Linked DNA regions of Homo sapiens: all the other regions are linked to region 1. The links are chromatin contacts, found by Hi-C or POLR2A ChIA-PET in ENCODE. All regions are on one chromosome and are shown on one strand. Each heading gives the region's core, a stretch centred on a gene start or an enhancer-like site at or near the end of the contact. The rest is flanking DNA. Distances are from core to core; before and after follow the strand shown.

The links. A loop is a pair of places that touch in the nucleus more often than their neighbours do. ChIA-PET counts read pairs that join two places held with the same protein, here RNA polymerase II (POLR2A). Pooled maps may share reads with other maps.
Region 2: a map of sigmoid colon shows a loop between it and region 1 (9-fold over the local background). The contact joins the promoter of VLDLR here to the promoter of RFX3 in region 1. A Hi-C loop is called at or near these places in 3 of 168 maps with a recorded cell type or tissue (ascending aorta, sigmoid colon and tibial artery), 2 of 37 single-sample maps with no recorded cell type and 17 of 50 pooled maps. POLR2A ChIA-PET finds 5 or more read pairs at or near these places in 1 of 52 experiments (GM10248).
Region 3: a map of PC-9 shows a loop between it and region 1 (11-fold over the local background). The contact joins the enhancer-like site here to the promoter of RFX3 in region 1. A Hi-C loop is called at or near these places in 4 of 168 maps with a recorded cell type or tissue (IMR-90, PC-9, chondrocyte and 1 more), 9 of 37 single-sample maps with no recorded cell type and 11 of 50 pooled maps. POLR2A ChIA-PET finds 5 or more read pairs at or near these places in 3 of 52 experiments (A549, AG04449 and OCI-LY7).
Region 4: a loop to region 1 is called in a map of ascending aorta, with 5 times the contacts of the local background. The contact joins the promoter of SLC1A1 here to the promoter of RFX3 in region 1. A Hi-C loop is called at or near these places in 1 of 168 maps with a recorded cell type or tissue (ascending aorta), 7 of 37 single-sample maps with no recorded cell type and 10 of 50 pooled maps.
Region 5: a loop to region 1 is called in a map of ascending aorta, with 2.8 times the contacts of the local background. The contact joins the enhancer-like site here to the promoter of RFX3 in region 1. A Hi-C loop is called at or near these places in 2 of 168 maps with a recorded cell type or tissue (ascending aorta and sigmoid colon), 2 of 37 single-sample maps with no recorded cell type and 4 of 50 pooled maps. POLR2A ChIA-PET finds 5 or more read pairs at or near these places in 1 of 52 experiments (activated naive CD4-positive, alpha-beta T cell).

The regions. Positions count from the first base shown.
Region 1 is chr9:3,524,587-3,527,286 of GRCh38, reverse strand. It overlaps RFX3 (regulatory factor X3), which reads left to right and starts at 1,286. Exons shown (of 17, transcript NM_001282116.2): 1 at 1,286-1,540. It overlaps LOC124902110 (a long non-coding RNA gene), which reads right to left and starts at 802. Exons shown (of 8, transcript XR_007061398.1): 1 at 510-802. RefSeq lists enhancers at 342-641, 902-951, 1,529-2,145 and silencers at 1,132-1,321, 1,752-1,841.
Region 2 is chr9:2,620,477-2,623,226 of GRCh38, reverse strand. It overlaps VLDLR (very low density lipoprotein receptor), which reads right to left and starts at 1,440. Exons shown (of 19, transcript NM_003383.5): 1 at 956-1,440. The coding sequence starts at 1,037. It overlaps VLDLR-AS1 (VLDLR antisense RNA 1), which reads left to right and starts at 854. Exons shown (of 4, transcript NR_015375.2): 1 at 854-1,127. RefSeq lists silencers at 306-395, 406-495, 766-1,035, 1,646-1,725 and an enhancer at 1,604-1,898.
Region 3 is chr9:4,237,390-4,240,089 of GRCh38, reverse strand. The region is part of intron 2 of GLIS3 (GLIS family zinc finger 3); the gene reads left to right. Among named protein-coding and RNA genes, the nearest start is that of GLIS3-AS2, 61 kb to the left of the region's middle. RefSeq lists an enhancer at 1,611-2,130. Within about 2 kb of position 1,414, at least 4 of the 41 ENCODE cell types and tissues checked have a DNase peak (open chromatin) inside an H3K27ac peak, as active enhancers do; they include mammary epithelial cell, where a contact is called at or near this core.
Region 4 is chr9:4,489,107-4,491,806 of GRCh38, reverse strand. SLC1A1 (solute carrier family 1 member 1) reads right to left here and starts at 1,339. Exons shown (of 12, transcript NM_004170.6): 1 at 1,037-1,339. The coding sequence starts at 1,127. It also overlaps a transcript of GLIS3 not described here. RefSeq lists a silencer at 1,112-1,541 and an enhancer at 1,692-1,741.
Region 5 is chr9:4,117,399-4,120,098 of GRCh38, reverse strand. GLIS3 (GLIS family zinc finger 3) reads left to right here. Exons shown (of 11, transcript NM_001042413.2): 4 at 1,218-2,331. Among named protein-coding and RNA genes, the nearest start is that of GLIS3-AS2, 180 kb to the left of the region's middle. Within about 2 kb of position 1,329, at least 5 of the 41 ENCODE cell types and tissues checked have a DNase peak (open chromatin) inside an H3K27ac peak, as active enhancers do; they include ascending aorta, where a contact is called at or near this core.

The DNA.
Region 1 (2,700 bases), core at 37-2,536:
CATGTGCCTGCTGGACTCGAGTCTGCAGAGAATTGGAGGAGTCTGTTTGAACCATGAGGCATTACAGGCTGTGCCTTATCAACGGGTGTTTGAGATGGCAGGTTGTGTTAACAACATTCAACACAGACGGAAGCCATTCGTCTATCTCAATACAGCCACAAACAGCAAGACCCTCAGCTACAGTAGGCTGAGTAACGGGGGATGAGAGCACGGCAGGTAACAGGATCCGGGCTTGAGCTCAACTCCCAGTTCGGTCTTTAAAGAGGGGTGAGCACTTAAGGGCTGAAACTAACAGAACTAGAAACTAACAGGATGGTATCGCAGGCAGGTGTAAGCTACCCCGCCCCTCTACGCCTTCCGTCGAGGGGAACCGCCAAATGCGCTTTCTCAGCCTCCGGGCAGGGCAATTTCTTGCTCTCTACAGGCACTTACTCCCATCCCTTGTAGATAGGGAGTGATGACCTCGCTTTTTCGTTATGGAGTGAGGGCCGGACACGCTTGGACCTCACCTCTCCGCGCCACGCTGCGGCGGCACCGCGGGAGGCCGACTCGCGCCCACGCACACCCCACGCTCGCCTTCTCTAAGATGGCGGCAGAGGCAGCTCGCTCACGCCCCGCCGCCCGCGCTCCTCCACAAGTCGTGCCCTCAGGAGGCGGGAGCGGGTGAGAGCGCGGAAAGCAGGAGGGCGAGAGTGACGCGGACCCTCCAGTCTAGCGCAGGCCGCGGAGCCCTGAAGCGTCCAGGAAAAGGAAAAGCCAGGAGGCTGACGCTACCAGGAACACCGCCGGCGCCTCAGAAACTAAAAAGCGGCGGCACATCCGGGCCCCTCTGCCCGCCCCGCCCCGGAAGTAACGTATCGGGCAGGGCGGGGGCCGCTCTTCAAAGTGGATTCTTCCCTCGCCATAGCTCGTTTCTTCACAAAGTGCCTGGAATCACCCTCGCCACCCCCTCCCCCGGGTTAGCCGTTACTCTCTCGTGGCTCCGGGACGTCTCTGTACAAAGCTGGCTGCTGGGACAGGCAGCCCTCGTTTCACAGATAGTACCCCTCGCACCACGACTCCTGGGCCTCGCCAGCGCGTGTAGTAACGTCCCTCCGAGAGGACTCTTGGTGACCTCAGCCCCAGCCAAGCATAGGCGCACCTCTTCGGAGTCCTGCGGTGGAATCCCGGCCTCGTGCCCCGTCACCCCGCCGCCCCGCCACCCCACCCGGGTTTGGGGGCCGTCAGTCACAGCGCTGCGCCCTCCCCTTCCGGCGGCTTGGCCGGGCCCGCCTCCTCCCCTCTTCCCTCCCCCACCCCTCCCCGTGCGAGTGTCTCCCTCTCCCTCTCGCTCTCTCTCTCTCTCCCTCTCTCTCTCTCTTTTGTGAGTTATAGCAACCGTTGCCTTGTGAATCAAGCGCCATAGTCACCGTAGTCCTGGCGACTGTTACCCATCAACAACAACTACTCCTCTCCTCCTCCTCCTCCTCTTCCTCCTCCTCCTCCCCACCACCACCATCTCCATCACCCACCAACAACACCACAATAATCCACAGCCAAGGTGAATATTCTTCGGTCTCTACATGTGTGTGGGAGCGTGTGGCTGCGTGTGAACGCGTGTGTCCGTGCGTGTGTGTGTTCGTGTGTGCGAGCCGAGTGTGGCTGTGCTGGGGTCTCACTCCTGACACGGGGGCTGCCGCTGCGGCGCCGCCGCCGAGGGGCTCTGTTCCCCGGGCTTGTTTACAATGGACCCTGCGCGCCGCGGCTGGGTCGGGGGTGTGGGCGCCGCGCCGCCCGCCGGCCCCGGCCCTGCGCCGGCCGCACTTCAGGGATGGAGCGGGAGCTTGGGGGGCTGCGAGCCGAGCGGGAGAGGGAGCCACAGTTTTCCGATGCGGATGCTGGATCTTTCCCTTAGGTCTGGTCTGAGGAGGAGGGTCAGGTGAAGAGATAAGAATTTGTTCTTTCTTTAATTTTCTTCTTTTCCAACGCTGCTGTTTCCTGCTTCTTTCAAAGCCGAAATAGACAACAGTGTGCAAGGGGGGGACCCAAGAGGTGGTGTTTTGTTGTTGTTGTTGTTCACTTGTGGGGCCTTGTTATGGGTTTTGTTATTTTTAATCCTCATACGTTGGTGAACTTTTCCCACCGCCCATTCCCTTCATTTTTGCCCCTCTTTGCCTGGTGCTGAATGGGCTGCTCTTCTTTCACCATCATCAGCTTCATGGTTTTCTTTTTTCTTTTTAAAACTGTATTTTCTTTGTGCGGCAAACAGTCTTAACATCCATTCAGCACTCTTCCCTCCCCCTCTTTCTCCCCCCCCCCACACACCCCTTGCACACATATTGAAACCTGGGGCCTGTTCGTTGGGCCCTCTTTGCTGTACTGGGAAAGATGTTTTTCTTTTTTAAAGTCTGTCTCCTCTCTCTTCTTTGGTGTGTGTGTGTGTGTGTGTGTGTGTGTGTGTGTGTGTGTGTGTGTGTGTGCTTGTGATTTAAACCGGATGCAGGGCATCTGTGATACTTGGGTTAGTAGTTATTGACAGTGCTTTATCCTTCATGTGGAGGTGGGAGGGGGAGTAGTGAGGTTCCGTTTCACTTTGATGATCCTCCTTCCCCGCAGTAGAGTGTTAACAATTTTCATTGTGATTATGAGACTTTGTGATGAACAGGGAAGGGACACAAGGAAGCTTTGTGAGAACTCAGTTCACAGTGTTATTTGTGACAG
Region 2 (2,750 bases), core at 191-2,690, 900 kb after region 1:
CCCCCGCGGCAGAGTCTGGGGACCCGACAGTAGTCACCGCCGCCCTTCCCAACAAGACAGGGCCACACGCTCGCTCTCGCGCTGCTCCTTTGAGCTATTGTGTAGAATGAAGGCTAATTACAGTCACTAGCCTAGGACTCAATTCCTCTCGAGGAAACGTCACCGGGAAGGAGGGTCAGCAAACTAACCTGATTAAGTCTCCCCTCCACTCCCCCTCCGCGTTCAGCTACACGGGAGACCCGAGCGGTTTCCAAACGCCGCCCGAGGCGGGGAAAAGGGAGAGGAGAAGCGCCCAGAGCAGAGTCCTGCGTAAAGCCCCGCCGCTCCCCTACCCCGCACGCCGGAGAGGCGGCCCCGCGCCGGGGGAGTCGCAGTCCGGGTGCCCTCGGCTCCGCGGAGCCTCCCGGCCGCCGCCCACCGAACGTGCGCCAGCTCGCGGCCGCCGGAAGACTCTGAAGCCCGGCCGGCCCCTGGCGCTCCGCGTCCCCGGAGGCGCTCACCTTCTCCCCCCGTCCGCTCCCGCACTCCCCGGGGTTCGAGGGTGCGCCCGAGGCTGCCGCACACGTCTTGGCCCTCTGCCTCCTTCCCAACACTGCGCCTGGCAGAGGAGGCAGAACCATTGTTCAATGCTCAGAAGCCCACGCACCTCGGCGCCCGTCAAGAGGGCGAGAAACGAGGCGAAGCAGCGGCTCTGGGGGAGGCGGAGTGAGGGGCAGAAGACTAGTTCAGGCGAGGCGTCGGGGCACCCCGAACCCCGCTGTTCCCCAAGCCCGGCTCCCTTTAGCCTCGGCGCTGACAGCTCAGAGGCGCCACCACGGAGGGGAGGGAGGGAAGGCGAGGAGAACCGAGAGGCGCCTCCTAGGAGGCGGGTGGGCAAACGGAGACCTACGCCTCGGGGTCTCCCGGTGCCCCGGCTGGGTCCCGCCCGCCGGCGGAGGGGCGCGTCCTCACTCACCGGTTCCGGTGGCGCCGCTCTCCCGGGGCGCCCAGCACAGCGCGAGCAGCAGCCAGAGCGCCCAGAGCGCGGACGTGCCCATGGTGCCCGCCTGGATGGTGCCGCCGCCGCCGCCGCCGCCGCCGTTCGCTCCGCACGACAAGTTACCAGTCCTTCCGAAAGGAGGAAGAAGGTGGGGGCGGGGAGGGGAAAGGGGGAGAAGGAGGGGAAGGAGTTGGCGGGGGAAGGGAGCGGGGAAGAAGAGGGCACCCCCTCCCCTACAACTTGCACAGTCTCCTCCCCACCCACCCAGCCACCTCCCCGGGCTGCAGCAGCAGTGCAAGCCGAGCCTGCGGGCAGAAAATAATGCAGGCGCTGCAGAGGAGGGGAGGCAAGGGGAGAGGAGGGAAGGGAGAGGGGGTGGGGAGCCGAGAGCAGAAGAGAGCACAGAACGGAGAGGAGCCGGTAGCGGAGCACCCGCACCGGCGGCGGCCGGAGAGCGGGGTGAGCAGCGGGGAGGGGGCCGGAGGGGGCGTGGTCAACGGGAGGCGCGGCGGGCGGGCGGGAGCGCGGCGGCTTCGGCCCTCCTTTCCCTCGACGCGCTCCTCTTGCACGCGCCGGGCAGCCGGGTGCCCGCGCGGGGAGCGTGCGAGTGTGAGCGTGCGTGAGTGACCGCGGTCGTGGTCGTGGCTGCCGCCGCCGCCACCCGGACCGCTCTAGGGGCCCGGCTGCTCCGCGCGTTCGCCTGGGGCTCACGGGGGCCCGGGGCGACCGCTGGTTGGCTCGCGCGCCGCCCTCGCCTCCAATCCCGGGTGCCTGTCCTAATTTCCTGATCCAGGGAACCTGCCGCCGCAGCGGCTGTGCGCTCCCTACAGTCATTACTGTACCCTCCCGGCAGCCTCCGGCAGAACACGCAGCAGCAGCAGCAGTTAGCGCTGATGCAACTATCGTTGCTGTTGCCACCGCCTCCCCACTGACGGGGCGTGCACCTGGGGGGTACTTGCAGTTTCCAGGGGCAACAAGCATCTCTCTACCACCCTCTCCTGCGCCCCTGAGAGAGGCTGGTAGGTAGCATCTTCTTCGGGCCTCCTCTATCCACTCAGAAAGTGATGAAGCGGAGGGGCTCCAAACGTTTGGGCTGCTCAAAAGTGGGGTTTGGGATGCCGGTCTCAATCGCACGCTGAGATGCCGTTTTGCCGAAAACTAAATGTGTCTTTAAGTGAGAGAGTGTGTATGTTTGAAAGAGAGTGCGCGCGGTTGTGGCTGGTCCTCTGTAATAGAACAAGACTGAAATAACCCAGCCTGGGATGAGGAGAAGGGAAATTGCTAGCGCAGCTTTGCATTTGCTCATCAACGATTATAGTTAATTGCTAATTGCACAAAATGATAGTTTGAGGGCCTGTAATTAAAAGCTTAACCTTTTCTTGTTTGGAAGAGAGGGGCCCCATACGTTTATTCCTCTTGATATACTTTGTAACATTCAATTACAAGAATCGAGGAAAGAATAAAGGAAGCAAAGACAAGACTCCTAGAAAGGGTTGGTTCTTCTTTTGTGCCTGACAGTACCTGAGTCTATAATTTGCTTTTTGTGTACTTCAGTTTTCTTGCACACTTAGCCCTGGTTGAGGTGCATTGTCTGCTGTGGTCTGTTGAGCATCTAACCAGAGTGGGAGGGCACATCGAGCGATTTCACTTTCTTAAATAAAAGGTTTTTGGTATTTTGAAAAAGTTGTTTTTATCTTAATTCAAACTTGGAAGGTTTCAATAATATCATATTCTGACTCTATTCTGTTGGTGATCTGAAGAGCAGCGGGCA
Region 3 (2,700 bases), core at 165-2,664, 710 kb before region 1:
AAATATGTGTCCACTACTTACATACTATAATTTTATCTATCTTCAGTTGGAACTGAAAAAAAAATCAAGTTAAATGGTTGCAGAAATAATTCAACGTAAAAAAAGTGAAGTTAGAAAAAAGTAACTTAATAATGACTAAAATAAGGCAGATGAGTTTGAGATGGGGCTGTTATCCTTTATTCCTGTAAAGGTCTAATGATACAGAGTTAGGAAATACAAAGTGCCATTTGCAAACACTCCTGAAATCTAATGACCGTGGTAGATGATACAAATCAACCACAGTTCTTTTATCTACTGCATTTAGACATAGCTTCAAAATACTTTGTAATCAGCTGTTGGTCTTTTTAAATGAAAACCTATTTAGTGTCCTAGATGCAATCTAATAAGGGAGGGAAGTAGGTAATGGAAAAGTCAGAAACAATCTTTAGATCACTTATTCAGATCCAGTATAGCCTCCAAAGCGTAGACCTTCTGTTACATTGAATTTATAGAAAGCTAGAGCACATCAGTATGGTGGTTCTCAACCTTGATACCAAGATCTCAATGACTGATGTGTTGGGATGGTTGTCACAAATGTTTTCTCATTAATGATGAAGTAGAGTTTGCTCTAGGTCTCTAGGAATAGCCCCAACCCTGCAGCCTGTAATCTAGGTTCGTTCATTGGAATACGAATACAGTAGTCTAACAACTTCATCTTCCTCATCGCAGAGAAAAAAAAAAAGTCGTGAACGTCTATGGGTTAAGAGAACATTTTTTTTGGTTTTTTTTTTAATTATACTTTTAAGTTTTAGGGTACATGTGCACAACGTGCAGGTTTGTTACATATGTATACATGTGCCATGTTGGTGTGCTGCACCCATTAACTCGTCATTTAGCATTAGGTATATCTCCTAATGCTATCCCTCCCCCCTCCCCCCACCCCACAACAGTGCATGCACATGTATGTTTATTGCGGCACTATTCACAATAGCAAAGACTTGGAACCAACCCAAATGTCCAACAATGATAGACTGGATTAAGAAAGTGTGGCACATATACACCATGGAATACTATGCAGCCATAAAAAATGATGAGTTCATGTCCTTTGTAGGGACATGGATGAAGCTGGAAACCATCATTCTCAGCAAACTACTGCAGGGACAAAAAACAACGTTTGTTTTGAATTGGCTGCCTCGTGGTGAAAAAGTCACTGCAGTAGCTGCTGTGGCTATAGTAGTCTTAGTAGTTAGAGTCCATCTCTCTGCTGGTCATTTCAAAAGTCTTAACCCCAGGGAAAGCTTGACTCACGGAATGCTTTGGGACATTAGTGCTGAAGGATTTAATTAAAGCCAACTCTGGAAGAAAGATGTCAAGTGGGCACACAGTATAGTGGATAAGAAGGTGTCTGACTCATGAGGAATGACACACAGACAGAACATGTGCTCAGTAAATTTTGTTTTGTTTTGTTTTTGGTTATGAAGAACTGAGAGAACACTGGCAAAACTTATTCTACTTCCCAGAAAGGGTTAAGCTTTCTTTGGTTGCTTCACACGGGCCTTCTGAGTTCAGGTAGCCACGGTGGTTTTAGCACTGTAAGTTGGGGGCATATTTGGCACTTTTTAAAAATTATTGTAAACTGCTAGGTCTAGGTGTATTTCAGGAAGGAAGTTAGAATGTTGGGGGATGATTTACATCTTCTCTCATGTGGGTAGACTCTCTCATTCTCAAATAGAATGGAGTATATTCACGGTCATATTCTTCCTCTCCACCAAAACAACAATTCCCTCTCCTTCTGTGTCATCTATTCTGGGCAGAGCTTAGGGGTGGGGGAGGATTAAATACTGAGTTCTATTAAGAGATCACCTCCCTCCTTTTGGCCTTCCTTTTAGCCACATTGTTTCGGTCTCTCAGGAAGCTCTTTGCGCAGCGGGAGGGGGCAGGGAATAAACTTTATGTAAAGTAGGAACGAGAAGTCCCAGTTGCTTTTTTACGGAGTGGTCCTAAAGGCTTACTCCTGACTTTGTGCTCACTGGTATAGAAGCAGGACAGGGTGGCAACAGGAAATTCCTGAGGAAAATTTCTGGTCTAGAACATTCCTAGGTAGAAATTCTGAGGAAGTTCTGGACAGTCCCTGCTCAAAGGGAGAATAAGGGGAACATGGAAAGGATTCATCTTGTCCCTTGCAGCTGCTGGGCTAGTGAATTAACTAGGGAAGGGAAAGTTGTTTAAAGCCACATCAAACTGATAAAATGCTGAAGCTGGAGAGAACTGGGAAAGACAAAATGTGCTTACAGTGTGTCCCAAAACAGGAAGAGAGAAAAGAACCTGTCAGTAGTTATTTTCTCAATTTAAAGTTAATCTCAAATGAAACAGTGGGGAAAATACTGCAAAACAAAAGGCATGCCTGATTAATGAGAGGGTGAATCAAGTGGTGAGAATCAACAGTTTGACAAACTGTACTTCTAAATGTACATTTATGGAATTGGGGTAAAAATGGTAACAGAATTTGGTAATGAAAGTGCTACACTGAAACAGCTGGTTTAAAAAAGTACTATCATTTTGAATGATAATGATGCCATTTGTAGATTTTCAGCCATGCCCTAGGGCTCAGTAGACTGAGCCTGAAGTAGCGATTTCATCTATCTTTCATGTAAAACTACTACTTTTTTATTTTTTGCATATTTATGTTAAAATACCTGTAGTTATATTATAGACTTAATT
Region 4 (2,700 bases), core at 90-2,589, 960 kb before region 1:
GCAAACACAGCTGCAGTTTCCAAGGGGAAGGTGGAGCCTGCCGAGGAATCCACATTCCTCAGAGGGTGCAACAGCCCTCACCTGCTGAGGAGCTATCACTGGGAAGGCGACAGATATGGCGCTAATCCCAAGGAAGTGCATCCCCGGGCCGGAGCTAGAAACACACAACCTTGGTAAAAAATCAGAATCTAAATAGGAATAACTCATACCTCTGAGCAATGGCTCAGACATCCACCTGGTCCAGTGATCTGTGAGGGGTGGATCACTTAAATACACCCTTGTTTAAAAACAGGCAAGGATGGCTTAAACATTATCTTAAATACAAAAACAACGTGGAGAGCAAGGAAGGCAGGAGAAGAGACGGCTGAGTTCTCTTAGCTCTCTTCCCCGGTGACCTCCCGCGGGCCACAGTGGCACATCCCAGAATTCAGGCACGAATCTGGCAGCTTTTCAGAGCCCGGGTGCAGGCAGTCGGCGCTCGCCGCGTGGGAAGGCACCTTTCCACGCACTGCCCAGGATGAGCGGCGACAGCGTTCTCAGCCTCCCTCCCCTAAGGGTCCGGCCCATCCCGGAGGCCAGGGTGCCTCTTCCAATTCGACTGAGAACTGTAATCCACACTCAATCTCTGCCCGCGCAGCGAGGCTGGGGGTGTGGGGTGAGGAAGGTGGCGGTGATAGGGGGAGATACGGTGCGGGATTAACAAAGAAAAAAATCGAACCCTGTTTTCAAACGAGCAGAACCAAGAGCTACTTGCTTCCCTTTCTACCCCCAAGCCCCTTTGATCATTTTGGGTAGAGCAGGAACCAGCAGCTCAAGGAGCACTCAAATGGGAGTCCCAGAGGAGCTTTGTTCTTGGTGTGCAGTAATTAGAGCGCTTGGGGGAAAGCCCCCGCAGGGGGCCCGAGGCTAAGGCCGAGGGGGCATCGAGGGACCCTGCATGGAGTGCGCCAGCGCCAAGCCCACCCTCAGCCGCACGCGGCCTGGGCGCAGAGAGCGCGTGAGGGTGCGCGCATCGCCCACCCGCCGCGCCGCTCACCTAGCACCACCGCGGCCACGGTGGACAGCAACACCCAGTTATTCTTCAGGAAGCGCTTCCACTCGCATCCTTTCCTCGCCGGTTTCCCCATGGCTGTCGCCGCTATTGTGCGCTGGGCTCGGCCGTGCGCGCGTGGGCTGGGCGACCCGGGGACTGCTGGCTGCTCGGCGGCGCGGCGAGATGCGGGTGCACAGGGGAGAGGTGAGAGCCGGCCGCTGCAGTCGCCGCCGTCACCACCGCCGTTGCCGCCGCCACCCGGGATCGCGCACCGCGCCCGCCGCCCTGCCAGCCCGGTAGTTTTGCGTGGCAGGCGCGCCCGGCTCCTCCTGCTGCCGCCGCGCTCTGCGGCGCCTGGGCCAACCAGCGAGGAAGGAGGGAGGAGCGGCAGGCCCGGGAAGGAGGGTGGGTGCGTGCGTGGGACGCCCGGGGTCCCTAGGGAGCAGGCGTGGTAGGGCGCCCAGCGCTGCGGCAGGAGCTGGGGCGGCCTCTCCGGGAACCCTGAGTCCCGCCCCACAGCCTTCCACTGGAGTCTGTCTCGCTTTCCACGCCTCACTCATGCTAGGGCTTTGGGTTAAGGGTTTTCTTCTGTCCCTAACCCAGAGAGGCGGAGCCACTGCCCTCCTGGGCGCGGACTTCATCCTGCACGTCTCCCTCTCCGTTCTCCACACCAGCTATTTCCAGCGCCGGCACCTGCAGAACGGGTGCCCTTTCAAGTCGGGGGAAGCTGATCCTGCCTTGGGTCCCTCTTGCTCGGCTACTCAGGCTGGGATGTGCCAGCAGCCGCGAAAGCCTGAAGCTTCTGGGAGGAGAGAAAGGAGTCCTGGGGCAGAACATGGCTTTGGAAACTTTCACGCGGAGCCTCCAGTGCCCCCACAGGGATTATTCTCCTCTTCGAGTCGCTGGAGGTGATTTGTCTGTGGACACTGGGCTTGGGAGTGTTCCCTGCACAAGGAGATGGTGATTTCTCTTAGAACTTTACTTCTGCTCCTTGGGACTTGCTCTGTGACCACAGGCCCTGGAGCATGGAGGCTTGGGGCAGTGATTAGAACTGAGAACCGGACCCGGGAGCCGCTCTGGGGAGAAAGTGGGCGGTCCATCCCCTAAGGTCCAACGGATTGGAAAGGCAAACACAGGAGAAACTAGGTTAGTGGTGCCAAATATATTTGGTGTTGCTAAGTGAATTTCTGATGCTCTTCCATTTTTCTACCCAATTTTTTCACTCTCACGTATACAATCTCTTTCCCTCCCTTTACCAAATCAGTACCTCCGCAGCTGTAAGCGGTCTTCTTATCAGCGTTCCTAAAGTTAAGTGAGCCTGGAACCCTTTTTGCTATTGTAGAATCTACTCTGATTGTGGGTAGGGAGAATTTCCCCTACTAGATTTTCTGATGACTAAATCCCCACAATTAGAGCTTCATCCCTTTGGTGTAAATTGATACAAGCATCTTTTAAGCGATAATAGATTAAGATTTACAACCCTGTAGACTTTAGTATGAATGAGTTTATCAGCTCTTTATAGAAAGTAAACTTTGAGAGAAAGAAGGTTAGAGGGATTTTAAGGTCGTTGGGTGTCCGAGGAAGATCTGAAGAAATGTCAGAAGGGGACCCGGGTGCGGTGGCTCTTGCCTGTAATCTCAGGACTTTGGGAGTCCGAGGCGAGCGGA
Region 5 (2,700 bases), core at 80-2,579, 590 kb before region 1:
ACGTTTTATATAACGTTTTGTTGTGATTAATTTTTTGTCAGTAAAAAAGACTTCAGTAGAAAGTCAATGCAGGTACATATAATAAGCCAGGTTCTTCTGATACACACCATGTCTGAGTCAAGAAATACAGCGTGTTATGTCTTGCCTCTGTGGCAAATTTTCCTTCCAAGGGACGTATCTTTTCTTCTCAATTATTTTCACACTTAAAGTTAGCCAAAAGATCAAGAAGTGATTTTTATTTTCAAGGCAACAATGTCACAGTAAAGCAAAATGAATTTTAAAGTGACCAGAGCTACATTATGAACCATTTTGATATGCAGATAATATATTGTGAGACATAGGGTGTGTTTGTAAAGGGTAAGAAGAATAGGAGAGGAATTGTTGCAAAAGTCAATTACAGAAAGTGAACGATCTGCTCTTGGCCCAAAGCTGCTTGGATTTAAGGACGAGAGTTCACAGAAAACCCAACTAGCAAGTGTGATTAAATCCCGAATGGCTCTAATGCATAATTCCAGATATGACTTGTTATCAGTTTGTTACTCCCTTATATATTATAGCTGCTTTTTATATTGTTTTCATTTTCTGGGGTGATTTGATGTAACTAATTACTGGCAATGTGAATTACTATCTTTAAAAAAATCAGAGTAATTCCTTAATATCAGTGAAACTAAATTGTGAAATTATTAAGTCCCCTGGACAACCCTTTGACTTTGAGGATTTACTTTTTTTCAAATAAAGCATGAGTTTATATGTTACTTTCCCAAATAGATTTTACTTGAAGGCTGAGATTCTGCAAAGCCTGTCATAACATGCTGCACATAGTAGGTGCTCAACAAATACTTATTTGGTTGGCTTTGACAGGTATCAGTAATTTTTCCCAGGTCTCTATCCTTTTTCCCCCATATTGAAAAAGTTATTTAAAAATAAAGCAAGGACTATTTATTACTCAAGTATTAAGATTATTTATAACAATAGATCTTTTGTTACATTATTTCAGTGAGCATTAGGTTTTATTGTTCTTCTTGGTAAAATGTTATTTACCTGGAACTGGAAGCCTTGGATTTTATCTTAGCCCAAGAATGTGTGTTTAGCACAGAATGTAATTAGGGGAAATACTTAAGGGATTGTCAATGCAGTGTTCTTTTAGCTCTTAAGCAATCCGTATCCTGCTAAAATGTTTATCTTTTTTTTTTCTTCCTTTCTGGCTGCTGTTCCAGGTCCCTTATTTCGCGTGAGTCTTTGGCGTCCACGACCTTGAGTCTGACGGAAAGTCAGTCGGCCTCAAGCATGAAGCAGGAGTGGTCCCAGGGCTACAGGGCCCTCCCTTCGCTCTCCAACCACGGCTCTCAGAATGGCCTTGATCTAGGGGATCTCCTTAGCCTTCCTCCCGGGACATCCATGTCCAGCAATAGTGTCTCTAACTCATTACCATCCTACCTTTTTGGCACGGAAAGTAGCCACTCTCCTTACCCTAGTCCTCGGCACTCATCCACCAGGTCCCACTCGGCCCGCTCCAAGAAGAGAGCGCTGTCCTTGTCCCCGCTGTCCGATGGCATCGGGATAGATTTCAATACCATCATCCGCACGTCGCCCACGTCCTTGGTGGCCTACATCAACGGGTCGAGGGCTTCGCCGGCCAACCTGTCCCCGCAGCCGGAGGTCTACGGGCATTTCCTGGGCGTGCGCGGCAGCTGCATTCCCCAGCCGCGCCCGGTGCCCGGCAGCCAGAAGGGCGTGCTGGTGGCCCCTGGAGGCCTGGCGCTGCCGGCCTACGGCGAGGACGGGGCCCTGGAGCACGAGCGCATGCAACAGCTGGAGCACGGCGGCCTGCAGCCAGGCCTGGTCAACCACATGGTGGTGCAGCATGGCCTGCCGGGCCCCGACAGCCAGTCGGCCGGCCTGTTCAAGACCGAACGCCTGGAGGAGTTCCCGGGCAGCACCGTAGACCTACCCCCCGCGCCTCCGCTCCCTCCTCTGCCGCCGCCCCCAGGCCCCCCACCCCCTTACCATGCCCATGCGCACCTTCACCACCCGGAGCTCGGGCCCCACGCCCAGCAGCTGGCCTTGCCCCAGGCCACCCTGGACGACGACGGGGAGATGGACGGCATCGGGGGCAAGCATTGCTGCCGCTGGATCGACTGCAGCGCCCTGTACGACCAGCAGGAGGAGCTCGTGCGGCACATCGAGAAGGTCCACATCGACCAGCGCAAAGGGGAGGACTTCACTTGCTTCTGGGCCGGTTGCCCTCGAAGATACAAGCCCTTCAACGCCCGCTATAAACTGCTGATCCACATGAGAGTCCACTCTGGGGAGAAGCCCAACAAGTGTACGGTGAGTTTCCGAAGCGCAAGGGGTGACCTCTCTTGAAGGCCCGGCTTGCTTTGCGTACGTGTGTTTTTTCCTAACTCGGCCCATGGAGTTTGCATGCGTGGGGGTCTAGGTATCCATGAGATGGGGTTCCCCTTCAGCTTGAGGAAGGGGAAGATTTCTTTCATGGTTAGTGGCTCTCCATTGCTATATTTCCTTCTGCAAAGGTACACGATCCATCCCAGCAGGTGATCAGTCTGCCACACTCTGTAAAATCTTGGAAAGGAGATGCCAGCCAGGTACCAACTTTGAATTTCCTTAATGTGTATGGATGTGCAAGAGCAGAAGGACACAGATTGCACATCAGCAAGCTTTAGTTCTTTTCCAAAGCAA